Linked DNA regions of Mus musculus: regions 2 and 3 are each linked to region 1. A link is a loop called in an ENCODE intact Hi-C map of the cell type or tissue named here. Cell type or tissue: left cerebral cortex. All regions are shown on one strand.

Region 1 (8,000 bases):
ATGTTAATATTTTGTCAGAAAAGAAAAAAACATGACACCAGCAACCTCTACCCAACAGCAGTGTCCACAGCGACGGCAGCACAAATCCCAAAGCAGACTGCTTTTATGTGACAAGACACAGTTCTCACAGACTACAAGATCTCCAGACAGACACACTAGTCATAACTATGCTTTGTGTAAATTGGTTTTTGAAGGTTGTACAATAGGGAAACTGCTTTTCTACATTTAGACTTTTCTACATTTAATGACTTTAAGACAAAAGCTTATCATTATCTCAATATACTGACACAATAAAATTCTTAGTGACATTAGTAGTTAAGACAAATAATTCAAACTTAAAACTTGCTTCAAAGTAAAATTTGTTTGATAAGATTTAACAGACAGCATAAAATCACTCTGTAGCTCAAATGTCATTTACACACATACACACACACACACACACACACACACACACACGTACACAAGCTACATAAAACTGTTTTCACACACAAAATTGAGCCTGATATACTCAACACCAAACAGCTTTCCTTCATTTTATTTTTTTTCTTTGACAGTCTCACTATGCAGCTTAGTCTGGCCTCAAACCCACTAAGGTCTGTAGCCTCTACCTCCTGAGTGCTGACAATTAAAGGGGTGTGCCATTACACCTAGTGGAAACTTCTTTTTTTAAGATTTATGTTTATTATTTTTACTTATGTGTGTGTGTGAGACTATGTAAATAAATGCTGCAAGAAGTGGAGGTGAGAGGAGGTTAGATCTCTTAAAGCTGGAGTTATAGGTGCTGGGAACCCAACTCCTATCTACAAAGAGCAGTAGGTTCTTAACCACTGAGCTACCTCTCCAGCCCTTGGGGGCAATATTTTAGTACTAGAGATTAGTAAGAATAGATTACCCCAAACTTCCTAAGCTAAAATTAGAAAGTTTCTTTATAAAGTTGAAAGTTTAACAACTGTTTTAAACATTACTAGTAAAAAGTACCTTTATATTAAAAGCAGTTACAGATACACACAAAAGTAGAATTTGTTTAAAACCATGAAACTTTTAAGGCTAAAGTTTCCAACATATTTATTTTTAATTGTTATTTTGATTATTTGTTGGGGACAACAGTTTCCTGTAGACTTGTTGCCCTCCAACTCAATATGTAGACCAGGCTAGCCTCTAACCCAGGCTGTCCTTGAACTACTGATCCTCCTTCCACCAATGGGAAGTGGAAACAGTCACGCACCCTCACACCTGACTTACCTACCTACTTCCTTCCTTCCTTTTTTTCTCTTCAAAAAGAAAAGTTTTTTTTACACAGAAAATGAAAATTAAGAAAAACAAAAACATATTGACATCTTCAACTCAGTACCTCCCTTTCAGACAAACATTTACTGAGAATTTAAGATGTGCCAGACATCACAACAGGAACTAACAGATTACAACATTTATTCCAAATGTATTCAGCTTCCAAATGTATTGTGCAGTATACATTTATCAGTTAACCTAAAGCTTTCCTCCAGTCATACCCAACAACAAGACAGATATATGCTTTCCCTAAAAACTTCACTTTGCCCTAAGACACTCACTTTTCACTATTTCATACAGGTTGTACATCTGTGACAAACAAAAAGGTTCCACCTCTCATACAACACTGGTTACATTTTCATTCATATGAAAGACAGGAACTTAGAAAATAAAAGCCAAGCCTCTACAGAGCCCCAAACTCAAAAAGAGGAAAAAAAAAAAAAAAAAAAAAAAAAAAAAAAAAAAAAAAACCTTTAAAAGGGTCTAAACTGCTTTGTACAAGAGACAAACACAAAGTGGCAACAGCATTTGTAGTCTACAAACAGAAGCTTTTGAAACTGTACCTGGATGCAGTCCTACAAAAGCAATCCTCACTGGATTAATTAAAATTTAAAAAAAAATTAATTAAATTAAAAAAAAAAAAGAATCCCAAAAGAACTGTCAAAAGTAGATGTCATTTACATTCTAACACTTCAATACACACGCTTTCCAAGCATATCTGAATTTGTAGTAGATTTTAAAGAAAAATTTTCCAGTATCAAAGTTCCAACAGTTAAATCTAGATATTTTCAGATACCTAAAGCTTTTCATACCAATATGAAAAAAAAAAAAAAACTAAAACAGCTGTGATTTATTCCATCAATACACAGACTACTTCTTAGACACATTTCTTAGAAGCTATTCTGTGGTCAACATGTTTACTTCAGTACAACCTGCCCATTACACACAACATATCTTAAAAGAGTCAACTCCAAGATCAGTACACCAACAGTGAGAAAAAGAAACCATACAGAAACCTAAGTCCCTAGAAATACAAGGCACAGCAGGCCAACTCGGGTTTCTTTAGGGAAGGAGCACCAAACTGCTTTAAACATCTTCAGTATTTTGCTTTCTGCTTAAAATTTACGGTCCCGGTCACATAATCAAATGACATTTCCTTTCATCATTGAACAGAGAGAGAGACCCACTACAGTTTCAATATTCAGGTTACTAGACCAGCTTTCCGTTTTACGATTTAAGACGCTTTAATGTGTGCAGTTGTTCCTTCGGCTCCATGCAAAAGGTGCTGTTCTGTTTGGGAAACCTGAACAGCTTGGGTGAGGTTATCTCCTAACTGACTCCATAACTTCGAAACACACAGCCTGTGGATGTTCGCTCCAGCTGACCCTGTCAGGGAAAGCTCCACACCGAGCCACTCCACACACACACACACACACACACACACACACACCTGCCTCTGCAAAACTCGCAGGCCTGCTACAGCCCCGACACTTCCTGAATTCGAAAGCCACTCAAACTGGCTAAGTGACGCCTTACCTTCATGGTGACTCTGGGGCCGCGATCCCCACGGCGACACCAGCTTCACCTGCACCTGGAGGGGAAACAAAGACACCGGGTCAGCACCACCGGCACCACCACCACCCCCGCCCCAGGCCGTAGGGGCGGGGGCGGCACCGAGCGGGGCCAGGAGCCCCGAGCAGGCACGCGCCATCCCACCGCCCCTACCGCCCCCACCGCCCGCCGCCCCATTGTCGCGACTCCACGGACTTTTCCCCCGTCCTCCACGATGACGCCATTTCTGTCAGAAGAAAACTCACAACAAGCCCAGGGTCCGGCGCGGCCTGAAGCGCGGCTGCGACCGTCCAAGCCTACGGAACCGCGATGCCCGGAGCCCCCGGACTGAGCCCTCGGTGAACCGGCGGGCCCTTGGGCTGCGGAGGCTCGGCCCCACAGCGTCCGCCCGCGTCCCGCCCGAGCCAAGGCCCACAAGTGGGAGCCGGGACCGGGCACCGAGGACATCCAGCTCCCAGCACGGCGGCCCGAGGCCGCCGGGCCCACGGTGCGGCCCGGGTAGGGCGGCTCCGGCTCGGCGCGGCGGGGGGCGGGGGTCCCAGGAGGCCGAGGCCCCGCTGCGAGCGCCGACTCAGCCCCGTTGCCATCTGCCCCGATGCGCGGCCCGGCCCGGAGCTTCCCCCATAGAAAAGAATGTCCCTACCTCGGGCACAGACGAGGTCTGAGCCCTGCGGCCAGAGCCCCCTGATCCGCCTCCCCCCACCCCCAACACCAGCAGGCCTGTGGGGAGAGAGAGCGAAGGAGCTGCGGGTCCGCCGGCGGCCGGGACTCCGGCTCCGACTCCTCCTCCTCCCGTGGCGGCGACTGGTACCTTTGTTTGGCGGCCGCTCCGGCTCCCTCGCGGGGGGAGGGGGGCGACAAAAAAATCCCTCTCGGACGGAGGTCCGGGCCCCGGTCTCACAGCCCTCCAGAGGAACACGGCGGCCGACCTTCAGCGGCTCCCTCCGGGCAGAAGTCCAGGCGGTGGCCGTCGCGGCGGCAAACTGCGGCTCGAGACTCTCCCTCCGCTCCAGCGCCCGAGCTCCTCACTCCGGACTCGACTGACGGGCAAACATCGCTTTCCCCCCTCTCTGGCCCCCCTGCCCCTTCTCCCCTCCCCTCGGCCCTTTGCCCCTCCCCTACCTCTTTCCCGGATGCCTCTCAGACGACCTAGGATTGGGTAGGATTCTTTGGAGCCCGCCTCTTCCAAGTTTCTATTGGTTTGAGCGATGCAAACAACGACGCCATTTACCCACCAGTTCTATGGAAACAGAAAGTTATCCCTCAATACTTTCTGGGAATTGTAGTCCAGTCTTCTAGGCCAATCGGTAAACTGACGGACATTAGAACTACCAAGACCGCAATGCCCACTTGCCTGCGTTCGACGAGAGAGGGGAGGGGAAGGAGGCGCGGCCATGAGGCAGAGGGGAGGTGGCATACGACGCCTGCGCAGTGTGATAGGGATGGCGTATTTTCTTGCACTGAGTGCTGCGGCGTCGCTGGCCGCTGAGGAGGGCAGAGATTTCTGTGTGAAATAGTGGGAGGGCTCCAAGGAAGCCTCTTGAAGAGCCGCAGTCAGAACAATAAATTGAGAAGTCGATGTGGGCACTGCTAGTCTCGTACCGGCGGCGGCTTCAAGTCTGAGATCATCGTGGAACCGTGAGCAACAGCGCGGTGGCAGGGGGGACCCGGATGGGGAGCGGGGGAGGGGGCGGTACGGAGGAGGAAGCAGTAAGGAGGGAGAGAGGACCCGGATGCTGACCCGGCTCGGAGTGACTGCCGGCCGGGTGCTGGGATGAGGGGAGGCAGAGGAGCTCGGAAAGAGTGGAAGGGCCACCGGTGCAGCGCAGGGAAGAAGCCCGCCTGCGAGCTTATTACAGCTATGCCTGTGTGGAGCCCTTTCTTTTCCTTCAGAGCCATCGCCCCCCGGGGCTTGGAGTCAAAGGTTCTTGCTATGCGCCTAACAGCTGAGCTCGGTGACCCATATCTGTGTCGCTAGTCTCAAGCCAGAGCCGGCCTATTTTAAAAAGAGAGAGAGATACTTTGCATGAAATTTTCAATATTGTATGAATGTTTGATGCTCAGAGTTCACCCTCTGAGATGTTAGAAGTCCTCATGTGGAAAGAGGGGATGTATAACTTCCTGAACGGAAGTCTAGTCAAAATGAAACCTGATAGGAGGACCTTTGGCTTCGAGAGGTATAGAAAGGTTTTCCTGAGAGTGTGAGAACTAAGCTTGACTCAAGAAGCCAGCCAGAGTTACTAAGGGAAGTCCCTAAAGGAAAGGAAACCTGTTTCAGGAAAAAGACTTCCCAGTAGGAAGAACTGAGGCCCAGAGAGGTGAGGTAGGAATTTTGATCCAGTACCCTGGAGACTGAAACAGGATGACCCTGTCTTCAAAAAAGGAAAAAAAAAAAAATTAAAAACAGTTTTTATCTGGTCCAATGGCCCAGTGAACAATAGGATATCTTGGATTCCTAACTTGAATTGCTAAAATGATAACGCACCCAAAAGAAGAGGAAATGCTTAGCATTGTGGTGGTGACAAGTGCTAAGACCAGCCTGATCTACAGTATGAGTTCCAGGCTAGCTTAGGCCACATAGACCCTGTCTCAAGAAAAAAGTATATAGAGGACAATTAGAGAGGCAGCTACAATTGCATTTCTACAGTGGAAACAATCTGTTTGCATAAATACTAATCTACTCTTTGAACAAATTGCTACGAGCTTTTCATTTTGAAAGTGGGAAAATGGTGTCAGATTCAGAGACATTCTGTAGTGACTCCATATAAAACTGAGCTTGTGCCCCTCAGCCATTATTACCTCTTAAATTTAAGTCTAGTACACGAGAAGCCGAAAAGTCTAACTGTGATAAATTGACAGTTGTGGATTTAAAAAAAAAAAAAATTTTTCAAGAGTGTATAGAACTCAAACTGCCTTAGGCTCTTAAGAAAAAAAATACCAAACATTGTTTCTCAGTATTCACAAACATTGAGTTCTCATGTTTACCCCTCCACTGATAATACTATGTGTAAATATTTTGGGGGAAAGAACATTAATGACTCACATGAGTATTGTTAATGTGAGTGAGCAAAGGGAAGAGTGTTTAATTCATCACTGGTAGAGAAATAGGAAAGATTAAGAAAACTTCAGAATTTAAAGGACTCTTAATTTCTGTGCAGACTGTCACTTGCTGTCGACTAAGAGGCAAATTCTTGAAAAGTGACCTCATTATTATAAGTTAGGTCAAATGTGTTTTCCAGGATGCAAACAAGATAGCAGCTGGCTTCTTGCTACCACTCTAGTTGAGAAGAGATGGCTGCTAGCCTTTGGACTTTACCCAAAACCAAAAAAAAAAAAAAAATTTTTTTTTTAACAATCTTCTTCCAGAATGATGTTACCAACATTATCTGCCTCCTTCCTTCTTTGCATCTTCTTTATTGTTCACCTCTAAGAACCAAGCAACATGTCCATGTACCTCATCCCATACCTGCTCTACCACCACCACCCCCATCTCCATGTGGATGACCCTATTCCCCCACCCCAACTTTACCAGACCTCCCCACTCCCTGGGAGAGACCTCAGGTCTCTCCACGGTTAGGTGCCTGCGTCCTCTCTCAATGATTCCAGATCAGGCAGTCCTTTGCTGTATATGTGTCAGGGTGCTCATATCAGCTGGTGTATGCTGCCTGGTTTGTGGCTCAGTGTCTGAGAGTTTGGGGTCCAGGTTAGTTGAGCCGGCTGGTCTTCCTATAAGGTTACCCTCCCTCCTCAGCTTCTTCCAGCTTTTCCCTAATTCAACCACAGGGATCCCCAGCTTCTGTCCATTGTTTGGGTATATCTGCTTCTGTCTCTTTCAGCTGCTTGTTGGGTGTCTCTGAGGGCGGCCATGCTAGGCTCCTTCTGTAAGTACACCATAGCATCAGTAATAGTGTCAGCCCTAGAGGCCTCCCCTTGAGCTGGATCCCATTTGGACCTGTCACTGTACCTCCTTTCCCTCATGCTCTTCTCTATTTATGTCCCTGCAGTTCTTTAGACAAGAACAATTCTGGGTCAGAGTTTTTGACTGTGGAGTGGCAACCCCATCCCTCCACTTGATGTCCTGTCTTTCTACTGAAGGTGGACTCTACAAGTTTCCTCTTCCCACTGTAGGGCTTTTCATCTAAGGTCCTCCCTTTGAGTCCTGAGAGTCTCTCACCACCCAGGTCTCTGGTACATTCTAGAGGGTCCTCCCCACTCCCCCTATTACCTCCTGTATTTGCCTGTTTCCATTCTTTCTGCTGGCCTTCGGGGCTTCAGTCCTGTTTTCCCCACCCCCAACCCTCAATGGCTCATGCCATTTGTAATTAGCTTTCTGCCTCTGGTTTATGAATAAGATGTACACCTTGTGCTACTGATCCAACACTATGCTTTCCTGCCTGCTTGTTTACACACTCCCCAGCATGATGGTCATAGACTCATCCTCTGAAATTGTAAGCAAGCCTCCAATTAAATATTTTGTTTATGAGTTGCCTTAGTCATAATATCATGGGTTGTTTTTTGGTGGTGGTAGTTTTTTTGTTGGTGGAATTGTTTGTTACTTTGTTTGAGACAGGGTCTCTCTACATAGTACCAGCTGTGTTGGAACTCACCATGCAGACCACACTAGCTACGAACTCGTAGAGATTCACATGCCTTTACATGCTGGAATTAAAAGCATGTGCCACCACATCCAACTGGTCATGGTGTCTCTTTACAGCAATAAAAGCAATAACCGAGACAACCACACATACAAAATTAAATAAATGAATACTTTTTAAAGTATGCTTTTCACTGGACATGATGATACACATGTAATCATAGCACCTGAAGGCTAAGAAAGGATTTTTCATTCTAGGCCAGCCCAAACTGCATAGGGAAATTCTTACTCAAAGAAAATAAAAATAAAAAATAAAAAAGTGTGCATGTGTCTGTGTTTGATCCTAAGGAGCAACCTGAACAATAAATACATCACTTTGATTCCTTGATTTTAATAGAGAGCTACTGGAGGAGATGGGCTCAGTCAGTGAAGAATCTAGGAAGCATAAGGAGCCAACTTCAGATCCCCCTGTAAAAGCCAAGTTGCACAACTCCTAATCCCAGAACTAGACTAGGCCAGAACAAGCATCTCCCAGGAATTCATTAGC
Region 2 (8,000 bases), 560 kb before region 1:
GCAATTTCATAGAATAAGTTTTGTTTAAAGGCTATAGAACAAAAAACAAGAATCATGAATAAACTTAGGTTAATGACTGTGGTAATGGTTTAGTTTGGTATTTACACATATATACACACACATACATATACACATATCAAAACTCATCAAACAGATAACAATGAATTAGTGCAATTATTATATACTTTTAAAGCAAGATAAACGGAAGTAGGAATTAAAGTAAAATATCAAAAACGATAGCTTAATGGAGTGAATGCATCTAAACTGTATCACATTATAAACCTAGGGACCCTTATCATCTTTACTGAATAGAGATGGACTTTTATTAAAAGTATCAAAACCTTTGAATATTTTAATGGGGCCATGAAAAGTTTGGCAACAGTGAAAGGTTCCTAAATATTTAACAACTAAAATTTAGCTCAAAATCAAGGTGTTGCCAGGCAGTGGTGGCGCACGCCTTTAATCCCAGCACTCGGGAAGCAGAGGCAGGCGGATTTCTGAGTTTGAGGCCAGCCTGGTCTACAGAGTGAGTTCCAGGACAGCCAGGGCTACACAGAGAAACCCTGTCTCAAAAAACAAAAACAAAAACAAAAAAAAAAACCAAAAATAGGAATCCAAGGTGTTTTAAGGCAGCCCTCTCCCACACTATGTCCCCAGAGCCTTGCCTCAGAATGTGCACATGCACTCTACTGTTTACGCCAACATGCTACACAGCACCAGCCAACATTGACTGGAGACTACTATAGGTCAGGGATTGGTTGTCCTATCATCATTCCTCAGCACAGATGCCACTGTTAGAATTTTCTGTTTTTAACTTTAAAGTTATTATTGGGTTGTTGACTTGAGTTTCATAAAAAGATTTATTAAATGGATTTTGGATTGGGGTTAGAATTTGCAATCATTTTTTAAATGACCCTAGGCATTTTCCTAACATTTCTGCAGCAAGTATTTATGTAAAGTGGTATCCTTAGCACTGACAAATATAAAATCAAAGTATCAACTCGGAAAAAATGTTGAAGCTCCAAGTCCCTGCAGATTCGAATATTCTCTAAAGACTTAATTCTTTCTGTAAAAATAAACAAGCTCATCCATCTCATTACTATGCAAACTTGCTTCTGCTTTAAATAAAAAGCTAAATATATATGTGTATATATATATATATATACATATATATATATATACATACACACACACATACATATATATACACATATATACATATATATATATATATCAAAGAACTGTTCTCAGCGAGGTCTGTGACTCACTGCCAGTGCATTGTGTATTTATTTTATTTTTTATATTTTACTTGTGTATTTACTTGCGTATTTTATATTTACCATGGTTACAATTACTTTCCCAGGTGAAAAGGGGGGCAAGTAGAATGTTTGAGAAGCCCTATGTGTAACAGCCACATCTGGGAAAAGCAAACATGAATGTAAAAATGAGAGGAAAGCTTATCGGGGGTATATCTTGTTAGAGTATAGTATACAGTACAGAAAAGGACAGCAAAGTGTGAACACAGTCCCAAGGGACTGCCCTCAGCTGGCCAGGAAGGCCAGACCACAGACCAGACATTTAGCTTCAGAAGCTCACAGATGGACTCAAAATTCGGTTACTTTTGTTTTGCCATTTTAATTTGTAAGATATTTATAAGGCTTGCATCAGGAGGACTTGTACTTATCTAATAAACAAAACTTCACTGCTTAACCTTGAACTTTTTCTTGGGCTTCTCCTCACAGCAAATGCAACAATAAACCTGGGTAGAATAAACCCAGATCCAGATATCACTTTCTGCTTTGGAAAAAACAGCTCAGGGCTGGAGAGATGGCTCTGTGGTTAAGAGCACTTGACTGCTCTTCCAGAGGTCCTGAGTTCAATTCCCAGCATCCACATGGTGGCTCACAACCATCTGTAATGGGATCCCATGCACTCTTTTGGTGTGTCTGAGACAGCTACAGTGTACTCATATAAATAAAATAAAGACATAAATAGTATTTTTTTAAAAAAGAAAAGACAGAGCGATCAAGACGCCTTGTAAATCCCAGCTGTCATCAAATTGATGACAAACATTATAACACTGGCCTCCTGTTATACATCCGACTCAAGTGTTTGCCAAGGGAACAGAGTCACAAAGTAACAGAGTTCAAGAGGCCTAATGAAATTTGATAACTACAAAAACTAGTACATGTGCATTCTAGTACATGCTAAAGAACATGACCAAAAAATGGTGAAATCTAGTGTATCATATAGCTTATCAAAGACAGCACTATAAAAATGATGAATGAGCAAACAAATATGTACTACCTTATACTGTCTTTAAAAAGAAAAAAGAAAGAAAAAGAAAAAGAAAGAAAAAAAAAGCAGCTTGAGAAATGGCTGAGGGAGAGAGAGGAGCCCATCCTGCTCTCAGAGCGGACTTGAGTGCCGGCCCCGGACCTTAACTCCAGCCTTAGTGGGATCTGACTCCTCAAGTACCTGCAGTCAGTCGCATGCATACACCCGCAGACACACAAGAATACACATTAATTCAAGGTAAAACCAAACCTTTAAAAACAAGAGAAAAAGAAGGAAAATACTGCTAAATATTAAAGTTTTATGGTTTCTACTTTTATTACATGTATAAAAAACAATTCTAATAAATATTTCAAATATATGTAATGATACTTACAGATGGATCTGACTGAAATAAATATGGTCGTCCCTCATTCCACCCACAAATGAGTAAAGAAACACCAAATGGACGAACACCACTATAGGAAAAAAACAAAAATGATTTGGAATAATATAAGAATTTAAATATATTCACAAGAAAAGTAATTACCAAATAAACTGAGTTAGACTTAACTTCTAAATGAACCAATATGAAATGAATTGTCCTTATTACTGTTAATAACAGTAGTAAATCCAAATCAAGTGGTTTAGTTCCTAAAAGTTCACCAGAAATTATTTCTCAGTGCTACATAATTACAAAATTACACCTTCAAGAAATGATGCATGGTGGAAGACACTAGGTCACCGATTCCATCCTAGATAAGGGTTAATGTTTTTTCTCAGAGTAGGTTTGATCTTGTAGAAGTGAATTAGTTTCTATGGAGTGGGCCTCTTACTGTGGGCCTCTGGCCATGTAATAACTATGAACCATGTCCTTGGACCTGCAGTCTTCTGAACTAAATAAACCTGGCTCAGGTATTTTGTTAGCTCAACACAAAGTGGCTAAGCACACACTTTGGGATTATATATGGTATTCCTATCTAAGCATGGGGAAGCCGGTACTAACATTTCATAAATGCCTCCTTCCTACTAGGCTTATGTATCAGCAGTCACCTTTACACTATTTCAGTCACGGTATGATTTAAGAATATTGGGTGGCTGGAGAAATGCTTAGAGGTTAAAAGTCCCGGCTGCTCTCCTGAGGTACTGAGTTCAATTCCCAGCACCCACATGATAGCTCACAACCATCTCTAACTGCAGTCCTCATATGATCATCATGGAATTAATGCCCTCTTCTGGTATATAGACACACATGAAGACAAAATACCCATATACATAAAATACATACATAAATAAATCTTAAACAACAAAAGAATATTGGAATTAAAATGTTATTGCTGTCTTCATGCTTCACCATCACTTCAGATTAAAAAGCTAATTTAATTTAGTGTCAGCACTAAAGCTGACAAAGAACACAGGCAAAGGACTTTGTTAAAATCAAGATGCTGATGTCTGTTGTTGGGTAAGAACAGTTTCCCCTTTTTCCTCCATTTTGAGACAGTATCTAACTATGCAACCTAAATTTGCCCTGAATTTGCCATCTACCTTCCTCAGTGTTCCGAATACTAGGTTTACAGGTATATCACCATATTGCCACATTTTACCTTAAGAAATTATTTCAAGTCAAATCCAGAAACAATTGTTATCAGTGATTTTCTTCATTTGTTCAGCTTTAAATACAGAAAGAATAAGACGACTTCTATGTACCTGATTTCTTTCACACAATTTTTTCTTCCTCAAATTCATAATGCATTTCTTCAAGTACTAACAGTGACTCACCCTGACTGCGTGTACTCCTGCATCACAGAGGCTACTCTCTGTACCAGCTGGGCTGTGGGAATGGGTTCTTGGTAAACAAGGTAGTATTGCTGAGCAAGTTTCCGAGCTCTGTGTACAAGTACTCTAAGGCAACAGAAAAAAAACAATTAAAATTTTGACACACTACTAACTCCCCCACAACTTTCCTCTAAAAGAACATATGATACAAACATAGCACTTGTCTCTCTTTAGCAGTCATCAGCTCAGAGTTAGCCTCACTTTAGAAAAGATTCATTAGAGAATCACAGTAGGAAACGACAGAAAGAGAAGCAGGGACTAGAGTTAGTAAGAGATTTAAGGGACCTGGAGAGACAGGTTAACCATTAAGTGCACAGAGGACCCAGATTCAACACCTAGCACCCACACGGTGGTTCACAACTATCTTGACTCTATTTTCAGTGAATGCAATACCTCTTCTGGCCACTGGGGGCACTGCATGCATATGATGCAGATAGGCATGCAGGTGAAACACTGTATTAAGGTAACCGATTTATTGAACAAAGTGAGAGCTTTGTGTCTCCCTCTGTGACATCTTCCAGACTGCCCCCTGTCTTGAGGGCAGGCAGTCTATTTATACCACACTACAGCCATCCCAAACAGAGATGCATATGAATATACACATATAAGTCTGGGCATTTTTGTCACATTCTCTGTCTTTCCTGTAATCTACCTTTTTTTTGTCTACAATTCAGAATAGATTTCAAAGCTTTTTAAAAAAAAATTAAGAAACTACTGTTTAAACAAGGCATGAAATCCTTCAATTGTGATGGTTAATCCTGGTTGTCAACATAACTATAACTGGAATTAACAGAGATACAAGCATCTGTAAGGAACTTTTAAAAATCAGATTATTTGAAGCAGGAAGATCCACACTAAATCTGGGCTATACTTTCTGATGGCAACCCAGATAAAAAGGTCATAGAAGGAAGGAAACTCCTTTAGGCTCCTTGCCTTACTCTAGCTGGACAGTGTCTATGCTGTTGCTGCCGTCTATATTAACAAACCTTTATCAGGACTCCAATACAGGCTGAAGACAACAGCAGCCTCCTGCAGGAATCCCTCAGGACTCCAGGATTAGACTGGGTCTGCTGAGACATGTAGCCTTCTGTACTGAACGACTTCTGTATTCTCAGCCTTTCTGCCAGCAGACAGCCAATGTTGGACTGCCCAGGCTACCTGTAAACTAGTCTAATACGACAAAGACACACACACACAAATCACCTGACTAATCTAACTATATAGCAATCAAATATAGGAAAAGGATTTAGCCCACCTGCTCATGCGCTACTCTATCTGAAGCATGCACTTTATCACTGACACTCAAGCCTTCCCGTAAGTTTATTTTCTCATCAATAGTCCTCTGCAGTGTCCATTCTACACAGTGGTACAGAACTTTCCAGGGCAGGAAAGCAAATCATGTTTTGATAATGTTAGAATCTAGTGGGGAAACCCCCACTCCATTCCCGATTCGGCGTGCACCCAAAAAAATCACAAAGGACCACCTTGATGTAATTACATGAGGTCGTTTAATTACGGAGCTCCGGACTGACATGCATCCCACACAGGAGATAACAGATGTCGGCCACGAGGCTCGGAAGCTAGGGGTTTTTATGGGGTAAGGGGCTTAGGTGGTGTGGAATTCAGCATAGCAACACACTAGACACACTATTGGCTTATTCAAACATCAGCAGAAAAATTACATGTACGTGCAGGGTGTCAGAGTTCTGTGAGTTGTTGACTCAGTTCAGATAGCCCTGTTATGTCTTCACATTCCTCTTTATCTTTAAGGTTAAGCTGTTCCCAGGAAGGTTTTAACTACGGGGCATGCCCAGGTTTGTTTTTCTTTTTTCTCAGCCCCAGGCAGCCTCTAGGCTCACAAACAAATAGCAATTTCTGAGTACTTTGTACGACTTATAGGTCTTGAAATTTCATCTTTCTTTCAATAACTCCGGGGCTCTACCTTGTCCTCTAAAATTAATTTTCATTTTAATTGTACATGGTAAAAAGCTGCTAATTTCTTTCAACTTACTGGGACCTCAATGTAACAAGTGTTACTCTCTTTTCCAGTGGAATTCAGAGGAAGCAATTCTATATGCCTGAGTCCTGCCTGGCCATCCAGAAGCCTTCAGTGACCTTAGAGACAGTTATCCCTTTGAGAAAAGCAGATATAAACAGAATGATGTTAACTCTACATGGCCCTGCTTTTTCTTGTTGCCTAAACCACTGTAACAATACATTATAGCATGAATGCATTCAATCATTTTTAAGGTGCTTTAAAACACCAAAGCCCTTCCTACCGAGTCCTTGGATGGAGGGAATGAGAGAGTGATGAGAAAGCCAGGTAAGAAAGGCATGTCACTAGTCACCTGTTTTACAACCATGCATCACAAGACCAACCTCCATAAAGTAACCCTTGCAGGCAAACAAAACTTAGCTGTCGTCAGGCTGCCATGACTCTGAAACCAAAGAAGAATTAGGACGACGTGATGAGAAAACATCACAAACAGTACACATACCTGTAATCGGGGCCCATGCCACTGTACACCAAACCGATGTGCTTGGTAATGGGCTCCACCTTGTGAACACTCCTTTCATCATACAGGATGGATTTCTGCTTTTTCTCGGTTGCTAATACTACGCCATTTGCAGCTTAAAAAGAAGAAAAAAAGATTAATACTACAATGTATCCTTCATTAGCCTTCTACTTACAGATGCATTAAACTCAAACTTGTTGCCTTCTCTAGACTGTAAAACCTTTTTCTGGATCCTTACACAACACCAAAAAATAAAATAAAAAATAAAAAAGTAAAATCCCCATAGCTGCAGGCATTACCCAGTCTCTCTCAATATTTTCAGGTTTATTGGCTTTAATCTAGTTAAGCCTTCTAATACAAATAATAAGAAATTTCTCTATAAGGATACTAGAACATACAATAATTTTATCTTCAGATGTTTTATAATTAGCCCTTGATAAAGAAGATAAAACTCCATAGAAAAATAGAACCAATGAAAACAATAGTTTCCTGAATGAAAGTCAACTTATGAATTATCACAATAGATTAAAATGCTATATTTGCTGTAAATTTTAAATTACTGTGCTGAATGCTACTTTCTTAAAACTTCAAAATTCCTTAATCTAACACAAAGATCACTAAGAATTATGACTTAACATCTATTTCAGAATGTTATTTCTTTTAACTTCAAAGTTCTCTAACAAAGACTGTTAAGGCTTATGCACATACACCTACTTCAGCTAACTATTAACAAGCATCTGAAGAGAAGGAAACACTGAGTTACCTTTAATCCCCACTGACGGGGCCCCTCCAGCTACCGCAGCCAAGGCATATTCAATCTGGACAAGCTTACCAGATGGGCTGGAAAAGAAACAGAGACATTCCCTCTGTTCACACATTCAAAATAGTACAGGACACCTGACAGAAGGAAAACAGAGGCCAAGCCTCACTAATCAAACCTTCTGGCCTTTGAAATCTACCCTGAAGGTGTTTGGAAGCTAAGCTTACCAGACTACGGAGTTAGTCCAAGTCTCGAATGGGCACAAATTCTCTTCCTGTGTTCTGTTGCTGTTGTTTTCCCCATCTCTGGTTAGCAAAGCATTCCCACTCCCTCTGTTCCCCACTGCAGGCAAGTGTACCGAGAACTCAGGCAGCTGCTGTGCTCATGAGTCCCAGTAGCCCACTGCCTCTTTCAACAAAATCCCCACGAACACGTTTGGTAGAACGCAAACCAGTCCACGCCAATTTCTTTCTTTCATTTACCATTCTTCACCAAATGTAAGCTGCTAGCTAAACCTTATCATTTTTTTTAAAGGACTGTTATAATAAAGAAATCTGTTTGTGAAAACATTGAGATGTTTGTTATATAAAAGACTCAAGGACTGAGGATGTAGC
Region 3 (8,000 bases), 110 kb after region 1:
TTGGTTGTGATGTCTGTTCACAGCAGTAAAACCCAAACACTCACCAAAACTCCAGGAGTGACTCAGGCACTGACCTGAGTGTTTTGCTGACTAAATTCTTATAGCTTATATTCATGGGAACTGAAGTACTGAGATATAGCATAGCGGGATACTTTTGGAAGAGCCAACCCTAGGCAAAAGCTGGACATTAAGCTCAATTTGTCTTTGAACTGCTTGCCCAGTCTGTCAACAAGCAGCTGGACCCAGATATCCAGCCCTACACCTAGCTATACAAATATGTACTTGGTGATAAGCCACTTTTCTTTACAATTCTGGCTTCCTTTTTTCTAGATACCTTACAAAGAGTAGCCTTTTCCCAATTACATAAGATCTATATTGATCTATATTGATTTCTATATTGATCACTGCATAATTTCTGCTAAGGCACTGTCCAAAACCAGTCGGCAAAAATCGTCACAGTTTATATCCCCTGGCTATGATTTCCTTTCCTGTCTGTACCTATGGTGTGCTGTATTTCACAAGAGACCTTCCTCCTAACTAGCTGTGCTCCATGGCTGGTTTCAGCTGTTTAAAGTCACTACTTTAGAAAAGTTGCTAATCTTAGTACTGACATGACTTACTTCCCTCAGGTCCTTTTGTTCAGCTGTCACCTTTCCACATGGGCCTTCCTTGATCAACTCTTAGAGCTCTACCTCGTTTTTCCTCATCATACTCACCATCTCCATGATATATTCATAGTCTTATGCGTCTTCCCTTTCAAATGGTTAAGCCCTGGCAGGCCGGCACCTTACATTAATTATTTGCTAATTCTGACCTGCTTGAGAAGATGGCCCAGCAGCCCTCTACTGTTCGCTGAACCAACCATTAGCCAGAGGGCTTTTCTAATATTCAGGCAAGATAAATTTCCTTTTCAAAAAGTTATTGTACTAATGAAATGATTTATCAGGTCAAAGGGCTTGCTAAGTCTGATAATCAAACTCTGAACATCACAAAATCAGAACCCATGTGGTGGAAGGAGAGAACTGACTCACAAGTTGTCCTGCAACGTTTGCAAAAGCTCCATGCTGTACCAATTGTGCACTCAAGTGCACACGCATGCACATAAACACAGACACACAAATGTAAACAAGTACTATTGTGGCTTAAATGGGAATCCAGACAGAGTAGCAGAAAAGAAGCCAAAATAAATCTTAAAGTGTTATTTCAAGAGAAAGATATTTAGTAAAATCTCAGATTTTAGGCTTAATGTATGTGGTCAGAAAGTAAAAATGCCCAAATGTTTTAAATATTTCAACAGCAAAATAGGAAAAAGACCTGTGGGAACTTTTTGCAATCAAAATACTTCTGCTTTTGTTTTTGAAGTACCAGGGGAGGAGAGTGGGATAGGAATCTGTCTAATTAAAACATCCTACTGATTATCTGACAAAGCTTTGATATCAACACAAAAGTAATTTTTACAACTAGTATGACCCCATATAACCCTAAGTCTTCCTACAGTTTGCTTGCTTAATCCAGTCTATCCTAAATGGATAAGCACTAAGACATCAGGAAAAAAATCTGTTCCAAATCCAAAAGTTGTTTGCAGTCTTACTTAAACACAAGCTCAAAGGCAAGGTTTATTGTGTTGAACGCTAAAAGACTGTTAATGTTAAGGTCACATATATTCTACAGTGGGCTCTGCGTGTAGATTCCAGCAACTCACTCATCTTTGAGTGAGAGAGAGCACAACCCCAACAGATGTTAGGTGGCCAAGCATTTTGTATGTACGGCCCTTTTTTAACTAGTTTGTAAAAGTCTCACAAGCTAAATACGCATATAATGTACTTTCATTATACCACTTGGAAGTCATTCTTTTCAGTCACACAAATAGCCTTTCCAAAAAAATGGTGGTTGTCTAATAGGAAAAGAGATCACTACTAAAATAACCCCAGTGTAATCTGGTAACAGTCGGAGTTTTGAGGATTGCTAAATAAGGTATAAGACTTGGTTCTGTGATGGCTGTGAAGAACTGTTTTAAAACTTTCTGAAAAGAAAACAGCTGTTTGGATATGAAATGGTAAGATAAATCCTAACGTAGTTAAAAATTAAAGCATTACCCTATCTTTAAAATGGCTATAGAGTTCTCGACATATATAAGCATTCCGGGAAAAACTTGAAAATGACACACAGGAGACAAGAAAGTAGTGTTGAGGGTGGCAGGACAACACTGGATACGCACTGTGGGCAAACGCACCTTCAGATTGTAAGGCGAATGAGAACAAAGATTTCATTCCCACGATGGATGAAGTTTGGGAACAAATGTACGCGAAGTTAAAGAAGAATCCGGTATTCTTAGGCTCCTTAATTAGCAAGCTATCCAAGCAGAATACAGGGGCGACTCCACTCACAGCTGAACCCTAGTTCACGTCTAGGTCTTTTCCTGACTCACCTCATGATCAGAGACCACAAAGTACAGTCCGTCCCTCCTCGCTGCAAAGTGAGTCCTGACACGCAAAGCCAACACCGTCAGCACCGGCAAGCTCGCTCCCCCACCCCACCTCGGAGAGAAGCGCCCCAAGTTGTGACCAGGGCCCTCCCTCGACCACGACGCGGGCCGCTGAGCACACGCTGATAAGAAACGAACAGTTGGGTTCGCCCGACACTAAAGAAAGACTCGCTTGTTCCGTCCGTTCTGGGACGTCCGAGCCCTCCCTGTGCCCCTTCAGCCATCCCCCGCGGCCTCCCACGAGCGCAGCGACTCAGCCCCTCACCTCACCTGCCGCGCTGGGCCCGGTGTTGTGGGGGTCCGGCGGGGAACGGAGCCAGAGGTGCCAGAGGTGCAGCGCGGCCCCGAGCACGCAAGGGCACAGCAGCACCAGCCAGTTTCGCATTGGCCGCTCCCACCTCGCGCCCCCGCCGCGCTCTCCCGCGTCCCGGCCAATAGCGAGGGGACCTAAGAACACCGAGTGCCACCAGGAGTGTTCGCGCCCACGCCTGGCGTTGTCTCCGCCGCTCTCTCCTTAGATCCGCACCACGAGCGGCGGCCGCTTCCCGGCCAAGGCCACGCCCCCGCGTGCGTGGCCTTCCCACCCGTTCAGCCCTCCTCGCTCTCGCCCAGCCCTTCAGTCCGCGTCCCTGCACGCTCCTGTCTGCCGGAAGGGCGGGAGCGGTAGTCCCTCGCTGAGCCCAGGAGGGAGGCGTGCCTGAGATTGTAAGCCCGAGAAACTACGTTTCCCAGAGAGCTATGCGTGCTGCTACGCAACGCTGGAGGCGAAGTGCACACACGAAGCATGCGCGTCTCTCATCCGGCCGCGGTGCCTTAGCGGCACACTGAGCATGCGCATCCACCTTCTTGCTAGGGTTCCCCTGTAGTAAAGGCGGGTACCGCACACGGGGAACCTGCACGTTAACTGCTCAAGTTGCTGTACGACCCCCTCCGCTGTGGACATTGCTGCAGGGCGCATGACCTCGAGGAGCAGTTGCCCAGTCGGGGCAGGTTTGTATGGCACCTCAGCGCTCAACGAAATAATAGTGTGCTCCCCTGACCTATCCCATAAGAAGCGCAGCGGGGAGCCTGAGCGCCGAGTAGCAGGGAGTTTCCTGCTTCCCTCTAGTAAGCAACGGCGGGTGAGGAGGACGAGAAACACCGGGGCTTGCTATGGAAAGCGAGGACAGAGGAGAAGCCCGGATCTGGAGGCTGCCTGGGTGCGCACGCGCTCCTCACTAGGGTAACTGTCGGGAAGCACAGAAATGAGAGCTTCAGCTGCCAGATGACTTTGAAAAGTTCCCACCAAGTTGAGGTGACCAAATGTGTGAGGGCTGGGTTTGCAAAAGATCCATCTCCAACCAGCGTTAGGAAACGAGCGGACTTCACTGGAGCCACCTCTCAGGCTCAGCACCATATTGCCACTGAGTAGCGGTTTTGTATTAAAAAAGCAATTGTAGTAACACACACACACACAGACGCCCCCAGTGTCTCACGTAGTTAACAGGAAACTATTCTGCAGAGGATGGCCTTGAACTCTTGATCTTTCTGTCTTCATCTCCACAAGTGGTGCTTTGGGATGGAACCCAGGGCTTAATCCTTACTAGGCAAGCCCTCTACCAACTGAGCTATATCCTCAACCTGACACTGTTAAGATTGACTTTTTTAAAAAGATTTTATTTGATTTTTTTTTTCATTTGTGTGTGTACGCATGTGCAGGCTGGGGGGGGGGGCGTCTATCCCATCCCCTGGAGCTGGAGTTTCCCCGTGTTTGTGAGCCACCCTGTAGGTACTGGGAACTGAAATTGGGTGCTCAGGAAGAGCAGCCAGATCTCTTAACCATTGGGCCATCTCTTCAGCCCCTTAAGATAGCTTTTTCTTTGGCTATTTTTGCAATGTTTTTAATTTCAATTTTTTAATTTAGTTTAATCAGGTAAAAGCTGTGTTCTACTGTACTGTTTTATTATGTACTTAATAAAATAACTCACGTGGTCAAATTTGTTCCCATGAGAAGAAACTTGTTTGAGCGGTGATGAAGCTGAATGGTAGGGCCTTACCTACCAATGGGCAGTCTTGGGTTGATGCCCAACCTGTACAAAAAGGGGAGGGGACTCGTGTATTTGTTATTCATTACAAATCCAGAATAATTGAAACAATAATAATCATTTCATATCTCAGACTTTAGTACAGATCAGGAATTTGGGAGCTAAGTTCTAGTTCGTTTTCAAAGTTGCAGGAATATCATCAGCCAGGGCTGCAGTCATCTGAAGGCTTCATGGTGGTTGAAGAGTCTGCTTTGAACATTGCTTACTCAGATGGCAGACGTTTTAATGATGGAGACACATTGTCACTTCTGGGTTAGTCAATTGGTCACACAGAAAAGCCCTATAGAGTGGATACCTGTGTGCACAGTGTTCAGGTATTCACCAGGTGACTACCAGGAGTCGAAGATCACTGGGAACCATCCTAGATGCTGGCTAGCACAGTATGCCCTGAAAATTTGAGCACTAGTGTCTCAATACTCTGGGGTAACTTTAGGACCCCTAGTAACAAGAGTCCTGAAGACAGGAAAGAACACTTTTTTCCTTTTGAAGAGTAACAGAATTAAAGGATGAAATATATAGCTGCTTGGCAGATATCACCAACTTCTGTATATTCCTTTCCCTCTAAGGAAGAATAATTTCTATAACTTTCTTTTAAGGTTTATTTATTTATTTATTTATTTATTTGGTTTTTTTGAGACAGGGTTTCTCTGTGTAGCCCTGGCTATCCTGGAACTCACTTTGTAGAACAGGCTGGCCTCGAACTCCCAAGTGCTGGGATTAAAGGTGTGCACCACCATGCCCGGCTATGCACACAAGAGTTTTTATTCAGGCTTGAACCTGGGCCACAAACTATCCTGGTGCAATAGGATAGGAGAGCGACCCCAAAGTCTAGGGCATGGGGTTTATAGAGGAAAAAAACGCAAGTAGGGATTGGCAAGCCTTGGAGTTAAATGATTAAGTAAGAGGATAAAGGAATGTTGGCCTTTAAGCTGATTGGTTTACAGCATCTGATCAAACCGCAAGGAGGGAGCACACACCTAAAAGAAGCTTCATGACTTGGGAATGATTCATGTTTACTTAGCCCACCCTGGTATTATCGCTTGACTACAGCTGTTATGCCTATTTTGCAACTGTCAAGATCTCATGTTTTGTTTTGTTTTTTTCCAGAACTCAAGGGTGGGGGACAAGTCACTCTGAGGACAAAAACCTAAGATGGAGTCTAAAAAACCAAAATGGAGTTTGTTTTGCTACCTCAGTCCCTTCAGACTCAGGTCCTCTGTGACTCAGGTTTCTACCTTTCTTGGTAGAACTTTCTCTGTTTAAAAACTACGATGGGCCTAGGGAAATGGCTCTATAGTTAAAAGCACTTGTTGCTCTTGCAGGAGACCCAGGCTTGGTTTCCAGTGAAAGACTCCCTGAGGAGCCCCTCGCTCAGGACTCAGGATAATAGCAGACCCCCAAGAACTCACGAGAGACCAAGCTTGATGCAAACCACACGAGGCTTTATTCGGGGAAAGCCAGAACTCTGGGGACGACTCGTATCCCACTCAGGGGTAGAGTTGTCCACCCTGAGGGAAAAGGGGTCCCAGTTTTTATAGGTCCTTAAGGGGGAAAGGAGAAGGTGAGATTTCCAGATCTAAACAATGTCTATTCTAAAATGATTGATTCCTCAAGAAATGGGTATGGGAGGGAAACAAGGAAGGAGTCTAATGAAGGTGCAGCAACTCCTGATTGGCCCGGACTGTGGTTGCTGGGGAGATTTTTCGACTCTTTCCCAGCAACCAATATAGCAACCAATATCACAAACACCTGGCAGTGAGGTGCAGCAATGGGCACACACCTGGTCAGAACATTGGCAGACACACAGGTTCTAGGAGCGGCCAGAGCATTGTGCACCTCTATTTTTCTAAATCAGTGACGCTAGTTCTACTAACAATGAAATCTATTTTGCCAGTTTCAGGGCTTCTGTGACCTTTTACATTCTGTCAGGATCTTTCACCAGCACCCACATGGCAGCTCACAGTGACTTCCTTCAACAACCATTTTAGGATATCTGATGTCTTCCTCCTTCTGATCCCTGAGGGCACCATGTAGGCTTGTGGTACATATCCATACATTACAGGCAAAACAGTCCACTAGGGGACGCTGGCCCTCCCTCTTGTCCTAGTTGCTTGAGACCCGTAGGTGGAGAAACACTGATTTAAATGATTACTTGTGGATTTCTAGCGGACAGTTGAATTCCCCTGAGTAAATGGCTGTACACGGACTAGAAGAAGGTAGTTACCTTTTACCCAGCAGATGCAGCTCTTCACATCTCAGTCCAAGGCTTCCTCATTCTGCTCTAGTTTCACTGTGCCGCCGAGTCAGGGTTCTCTCCTGGAAGTGAAAGAAAGACGAAGGTCTTCAGTTCCCCACAGAAGGGAGCTTCCAGCAAAGACGTTCCGCAAGAAGTGGTGAATAACATACTGGAAGGTGAGCGTGGAGATCCAGACTCCAGCAAGACAGGATGTAAACTGCAGTAAGGACTTGGCTTTTGTTCTGAAATGAATGGGAACACTACTAAATGGGCTTTGCTAGGACGAGCAACAAGATCCAACCTGTTCCCACAGGATCGTTCAGGCTGCTGAGCCAAGAACTGAGAGTGATGAGGGTCTCCTAGTAGTAGGAAATGTGGAAGTAGAGGTTCAGGCATTCTCTGACAATAGTGACAATGGTGGCAATGGTGACAGGCAGATTGAAGGTGCAGCAGCACCCAGACAAGTGCCCTGGAGACTTGCTGCTACATATCTTTGAAGTGCACCCTGCCATCCAGGGTGGAATGTTGTTACCTGTGTGGTGCTGAGTCTGTGCTTGGAATTGCCTGTGACTGGAAGTGGCTGCCTTGCATGGGATACAGTCTCTTCTCCTGAGACAACCTGCACCCAGTGACCAGTTGAACAGGGGTTAAAAGATTTGGGGAAACTCTAAAGAGCCATCTCCTGGTCTCAGTGACAATAGAATCTTAGTTCAACTTCTTCCATGCTCTAATTCTGGATGCTCCCCATAATAGTCTCCTGTGAACCTCCTGTATCAGAGTATATGCCAGGAAACCTGGCCCTAGGCAATGGATCTGATGGCACTTAGCTAAAGCTCTGCAGAGTTCTCTCATGAAGACTCACATTCTTCCTGTAACATAGGCTGTGATCCACAGCACTGCACCATCAAGCCTCAGCCTTTGCTAATGTGCCTCCATCTATTTTGCTCTAGACCACACTGACCTTGGCTGTCAGTATCATTTTTTTAGTTCTTTTCTTTTCCCTCCCTCTCACCCAACCTCCCTCCCTTCTTCCTTCCTTCCTCCCTTCCTTCCTTCCTTCCTTCCTTCCTTCTTTCCTTCCTTCTCCTCCTCCTCCTTTTTTGACAAGATCTTGCTATGTTGCTTGAGTTGGTATGGCAGGATTTTCCCTGTCCAATTAATTTAAATATTAGTACAGCAGGAGACCTGTGATTGG

What was found. Peaks named below come from ENCODE experiments on the same cell type or tissue, not always from the same donor. Only the 100,000 strongest peaks of a DNase experiment are listed, where the experiment ranks them.
Region 2: a loop joins it to region 1, with 3 times the contacts of the local background. A loop is called at or near these places in 11 of 42 quality-filtered maps.
Region 3: a loop joins it to region 1, with 5 times the contacts of the local background. A loop is called at or near these places in 9 of 42 quality-filtered maps.

The regions. Positions count from the first base shown.
Region 1 is chr13:14,059,703-14,067,702 of GRCm38, reverse strand. It overlaps Ggps1 (geranylgeranyl diphosphate synthase 1), which reads left to right and starts at 4,215. Exons shown (of 4, transcript NM_010282.3): 1 at 4,215-4,497. Arid4b (AT rich interactive domain 4B (RBP1-like)) reads right to left here and starts at 3,919. Exons shown (of 24, transcript NM_194262.2): 1 at 3,671-3,919; 2 at 2,824-2,878. The coding sequence starts at 2,829. In left cerebral cortex, no CTCF peak of the experiment used is centred here; DNase peaks (open chromatin) are centred at 3,165, 4,154, 4,523, 4,966 and 1 more place; H3K4me3 peaks cover 3,457 bases; H3K27ac peaks cover 1,734 bases.
Region 2 is chr13:14,615,478-14,623,477 of GRCm38, reverse strand. It overlaps Psma2 (proteasome subunit alpha 2), which reads right to left. Exons shown (of 8, transcript NM_008944.2): 2 at 7,390-7,466; 3 at 6,609-6,741; 4 at 4,054-4,176; 5 at 2,672-2,753. Among named protein-coding and RNA genes, the nearest start is that of Psma2, 6.2 kb to the right of the region's middle. In left cerebral cortex, a CTCF peak has its summit at 4,511; a DNase peak (open chromatin) is centred at 4,515.
Region 3 is chr13:13,949,675-13,957,674 of GRCm38, reverse strand. It overlaps B3galnt2 (UDP-GalNAc:betaGlcNAc beta 1,3-galactosaminyltransferase, polypeptide 2), which reads right to left and starts at 3,001. Exons shown (of 12, transcript NM_178640.3): 1 at 2,756-3,001. The coding sequence starts at 2,870. In left cerebral cortex, CTCF peaks have their summits at 3,361 and 6,639 (motif pointing right); DNase peaks (open chromatin) are centred at 2,506, 3,210 and 3,587; H3K4me3 peaks cover 2,044 bases; H3K27ac peaks cover 943 bases.